Regions from separate parts of the Homo sapiens genome. Here region 2 is linked to region 1. A link is a contact called in ENCODE Hi-C or POLR2A ChIA-PET data. All regions are on one chromosome and are shown on one strand. The core of a region is the stretch at or near the end of the contact, and the rest is flanking DNA. Distances in the headings are between cores, read along the strand shown. Region 1 has its middle 140 kb from the start of NRBF2. Region 2 has its middle 190 kb from the start of REEP3.

What was found. A loop is a pair of places that touch in the nucleus more often than their neighbours do. ChIA-PET counts read pairs that join two places held with the same protein, here RNA polymerase II (POLR2A). Pooled maps may share reads with other maps.
Region 2: a loop to region 1 is called in a pooled map, with 4 times the contacts of the local background. The contact joins two enhancer-like sites. A Hi-C loop is called at or near these places in 1 of 37 single-sample maps with no recorded cell type and 7 of 50 pooled maps. POLR2A ChIA-PET finds 5 or more read pairs at or near these places in 1 of 52 experiments (OCI-LY7).

The regions. Positions count from the first base shown.
Region 1 is chr10:62,991,089-62,993,845 of GRCh38, forward strand. No RefSeq gene overlaps it. Among named protein-coding and RNA genes, the nearest start is that of NRBF2, 140 kb to the right of the region's middle. Within about 2 kb of position 1,368, at least 4 of the 41 ENCODE cell types and tissues checked have a DNase peak (open chromatin) inside an H3K27ac peak, as active enhancers do.
Region 2 is chr10:63,705,994-63,708,750 of GRCh38, forward strand. No RefSeq gene overlaps it. Among named protein-coding and RNA genes, the nearest start is that of REEP3, 190 kb to the left of the region's middle. RefSeq lists an enhancer at 920-2,119. Within about 2 kb of position 1,383, at least 11 of the 41 ENCODE cell types and tissues checked have a DNase peak (open chromatin) inside an H3K27ac peak, as active enhancers do.

The sequences.
Region 1 (2,757 bases), core at 118-2,617:
TCTTATCTAGAATATTTTTCCTTATTTATACTATTATTCTCTTGCTATACATACAAACAAGGCTTATTAGCATAGGCCCATGTCTTAGTTCCCCCTAAAAGAAATTAGCACCCGCACTGTGTTTCGTTGACCGTAGACTACTGTTCAATAATATTTGTTACAGAGAATTATAAAAATTTAGAATTGCAATAGACCACAAATACAAGTATAATCACCAACACATTTTATCAGGGGAGAAACTGACACACATAAAGCTGTGACTTTTCCAAGATTTCACAGGTCAATGGTAGCACAACCAAGATTAGAACCCAGCTCCCCTCCTTTCATATTTTTTAAGCCTACCATAATGCCTCTTGGGCATCATGAAGCTATAATTGTGTGTGGTGCTATTGCAATGGATAATTTATTATTTTTTTATATATAATAAAAAAATACAACAATAGTAACAACAATTCCTATAGTAAACAACAATTCCTCTGATGATTAATTATACAAAGATCTAGCTTTTAAAAAGAAAATGCATTTGCAATAGGAGTTCCCTATTATCATAAAGATCTCAATGTTCTCAGGCACAGGGCTAAGAACTTTATATGAATATTCTCACTTACTTCTTGAGTGAACCCTGGAGGTGGATATTGTCCCCAATTTTCAGATGTAAAAATTGAGACACAGGAAGTTGTTTGCTCACACTACTAGGATTAGAACTTCTGACTATCATTTCTTTTCTGAATTCCCAACAGACAGTGAGCTTCATGAGGGCAAGGATTGCACACACCTTAATTACTATCTCCCACCCAGTGCATAGCTCATGGAAGGAGCTCAATAAATATATGCTGAGTGAATGAATGAATGAAAATCCCTTTCAATATTCTTGGTCTTACCAACTGTTTCTACACTCCTTATTCTACCATGGAGTATCCTTTAATAATAAAAACTGACAATTGTCCTGGCATCATGAGGAAACATGTTTTCTTATGCAGCAAAATCTATAGTTTATTGTTTTTGCCTTGACATTTGTATGCCACCAAATGTTTCCAACTCTTTTAGCATGATTAGGCCCCTATAGAAGGCTTTGCTTGCAAAGTGCTTTTTAGTTATTCACAATGAATTGTTCCAGTGGTAAATGTGACTCATCATCTCATCATTCCCATTCAACAGAGGGGAAACACACAACTAAGTCACGTCCGAGGTCAAAGTCAAGCGAATGGAGGAGTCAGGCATGAAACTGGTGACCCTAGCCCCAAATCTAGTTAGTTATGCCTCCGGCTCCTGGTCTCTTCCAAGATTTCTACACAGTTCCAAGCTCTCCTGCATTTGCCAGATGTTTATCACATCTTTCAAGTGGAAGCAAGTTCTTTCAATTAAGCTCATCAGGGGAAACCCACTCTACTTCTCTGAAAGAGGAACGGCTGAACCAGTTCGCCTAAAATAAGAACTGACGTGAGTCTTTGTCTGAATTCTGAAGCTGTTCTGACAGCGTTTTCTAGTTGGCTAAGGTCCCACCAGTAATGAACTGGAATATAAAAACAAAGGCTGTTCTCATGTTGTTTCCCAACCAAAGAGGGCTGTCCAAGCACTGGGTGAGTACTGAAATATCGGGATGTTTATCTGAGTCTTGAGCCTGACTTTTCCCTACCTAAATACTCCATCAAGTTCCCACCAGTATGCACACAAAAAGACTATGTTTCCGTGTTTCTACAAGAGTCCCAGAAAACAAGCCAATTTCTACAGTCATTTAACAATTCTCCCCTGATATCTCTGGATTTTTTTTCTCTCTTGGGGAAATAAATGAGCAGCTGAAAATAAAATAGAATTTTTAAGTTGCACTTAGGATATAATTGAAGTGCTATGACTTGTCTTTACTCCCAATTTTATAATCCAATTTTCAAGTCTATACTAGCAATTTAATGGTGCCACATTTGTATAGTTTCTTTGAAATTTTCATAATCTCATTAATTAAAGAATTGAAGAACATAAAAGGTAAGAGTGAAAAGGCCAAGAAAGAACAAAAGCATAGTGCAAGACTTGAATACTAATTAGATTTACCATCAAGGTATTCTTTCTGGAGTGAAAAATCACTCCAAAACAGCTACTGTGGATCTAATCTGAGAAGCAACTAATAAAGGTCATTGCAACAGTCTTTCCAGGTTTTCCAGAATTTGAGACAGCAAACCTCAAACCCCAAAGTATTTCTCTGGAGAGGTTTTCAGGTTAAACTGGGAACCACAGATAATTAAAGCAAGCTAACTGGTAGACAGTAGCTGCTCTGGCAAATTTACTGCAAGGGCATTCCTTGGCATGCTTGATGTGTTGGCTTCCACAACAGAGAGGCTGGAGGAAGAATCTCTGCTCCCACCTCAGTGTCTTATCTGCACTTTCTCCCCCAGCCCCTACTTAAAAAACAGAGAAGAACCTCACAGTCCTAGCCCTGATTGCTTCAAATTGGTTTAGGAGCTACCATCAAATTGAACATATAGTGGGGTAGGAAGAGGATTTGGGCTAATATTTTATATTTTATGCTTCCCTAGTTTAGCTGGATGTTTTTTTCTTTATTGCTTAAATCAGGGACAGAGCTTAAGCTAGGACAGTGCTTGAAAACACAGATATTTACAGGAGAAAAGCATATAACATCAACACATATAGCAGGCTGGGTGTGAGAAGCACACATCCCACTCAGTCTAGCTTTATTTTCCCACTTTTAATGAAGACTTGAATGTAAGAAATAGATTGTTTTTACCTTAACTCTACTACACAAAA
Region 2 (2,757 bases), core at 133-2,632, 710 kb after region 1:
TAGTTGGCTCTCCATATTCTCGGGTTCTGCATCCACAGATTCAAGCAACCATAGATTGAAAATAACTCAGAAAAAAACCTCCATTAAAAAAAGATACAACAAAAAAATTTATACACATTTAAAAATACAATATAACAAATATTTACATTGCATTTATATTAAATACTACAAGTAATCTACAGGTAAAGTATGCGAAGGATGTGTGTAGGTTATATGAAAATACTACACTATTTTAAATAAGGGACTTGAGCAGCTATGGACTTTGGTATCCACAAAGGCCCTGGAACTAATCCCCCATGGTCGCCAAGGAGAGACCGTAGTGGGGGCTGTGGTGAACTGGAGATTATTGAAAAGAACATTAAATGTCCTCACTAAAGGGAGCAGCAGATATTCTGTCCTAATCAATTACTGTCATATGGGAGAATGGCTCCAATGTTGTCAGAACTTAAGGATATGTATTTTTTAATATTTATTTATTTATTTTGAGATGGAGTCTTGCTCTGTGGCACAGGCTGGAGTGCAGTGGCGCCATCTCAGCTCACTGCAACCTCCACCTCCTGGGTTCAAGCGATTCTCCTGCCTCAGCCTCCCGAGTAGCTGGGATTACAGGCGCCCACCATCACGCCTGGCTAATTTTTGTATTTTTAATAGAGACGGGGTTTCACCATGTTGGCCAGGCTGGTCTGGAACTTCTGACCTCAGGTTATCTGCCCACCTTGGCCTCCCAAAGTGATGGGATTACAGGTGTGAGCCAGCGTGCCTGGCTTGAACTTAAGAATATGTATAAAATTTCTCTGCGTTTGTGGCTAGATTAGCCAGTTAGGAGATTCTGCTAGTATCAATGCACGCATTAAAAAATAATCCCTTGTATATTCCCAGGTGTTAATGTTAACATTTCTTATAAAGGCACTCATTTAAGATGCTTTGGAAATTAAGACATGGTTTTGGAACTTTAATTTTTCCCGTCTTCCTTTCCAGTTTTAACTGGAATACTTTATTAGTGCAGCTCTCTGTTGCATTCAGTTTACTTGCGGAGGTGGCATAACCATAAGGCAAAAAAGAGAGCTGTTAGCTATTGCTGTGCTTTGACTTTTTATTGATGAAAGCACTAACTGGGTAGTTGTTTTTTTTCAGATTATTTTCTACAACGATTATTATATAAGTAATGATAGGCTTTCAATCAATTATCTAAAAATTGCTTACATGTAGAGACTACAAAGATTATGGATATGCTAATGTTTAGATGTGGTTAGCTCAGATAAGTGCAACACACTGTTGGCAAGGCTGGGCTTGAGTTCTTGTGGCAAAACAACCAGTTAATTTCAGACACAGAAATCCTCTGTGTACCAGCAGAGAGTAATGGCTCAAGCAGAGCCACTTGAGTTTCATAAGACCTACTCCAATTTGCTGTTGATTTGATCTTGAGGGGAGCTAATAAAGGTAGTAAATGAGTCATTTTCCAGCATGATATAACTAGAATTGGTTCTTGGCCCAGAAAGATGTGAGTCAGTTTAGTCCTGACTCAGTTCCCAGTATGATGCACAGTGACTCATTTCCCTATGTGATGTCATGTTTGTTCCTTATAAGATTTGACCTCCTCATTGTTTTGTTGTATTTTTTTAAAAGAAGAAAAGGAGAGTGTTGTAGAATAAGATGAAATACTCCAAGGAATATAGAATCAGACTAATAAATAAAGCCTTGATATTCTCACAATGAGCCTGAAGGAATAATTAAACTTTAAACACCTATATTGTTGTTCCCATCTATTTAGATTATTAATTTCCAAACAGCCTAGCTATTAGGCAACATTTGATTGAAAACATTGCACGTGTAAAAGGAAAAAGAATTGCTATCACAACAATTCAATTATTTGGTAGATACATTTATAAAAGACAGCTGCATTTGAAAAAGTTGACAATAGATGGTCAGATTAAAGAGGACACATGAATGGATCTTTCTAGAAAGATACATTCATTTATACACAGAAGGTAACCAACAATGGAATGTTTCTTATGAAAACCGCATTTTCAAAATATGTAGAATTTTAAAATATACTGTGTAAAAATGGCTTTGTCAACTGTGAATGCAGTTCAGTGTTCATGGCTTGTGTTGGCGATTAAGTTTGGAGGCTGAGGAGAAAAGCAACTAAAGCATCTCCGACATTGTTTGGTGAAATGTATTAACTTTGGTGACCTCCTCAAGGCAGACCAATCTCATCCTCAGTAGGTAACTATACCGATAAAGTCAAAGCTATGTAAGTTAAGGTTTGTTTTAATGGCAAGCAATAGAAACCCCTTTTAACTAACATAAGCCAAAAAGGGAATATTGGATGGTTGAATAAAAGGAGGTGCATAATAACTAAGCCTCAGAGCACTTTGGGGGCCCCTCATTAGGTACTTCTAGACCTTCTATGGTTCTGTTGACTGCTAACCCTGCTCCAACAACCTTCTGTATCTGTTTCTCATAATTTACGTTTCAAATTCCCAGAGGATGATCCACTAATTGGCCTCACTCAGTAGGTGCATCTCCCTTTGGGACAATCATCCCTGACTGAGGGGCTAGCTGCACGATTCCCTCTGGAGAACCGTTATGAGCAGCACATCCCAACTTGTGTCTGTACAGAGACTGTTTTGTTCTCCAACTTCCTTCTCTTCCAGCCCCAGTCATAACACTGTTTTCATCTATCCTGTAGATGAGTGCATTCAAAGTTCTATGTTTACAGAGGTCACCGGGGGATCTCGTTAAAGTGCAGATTCT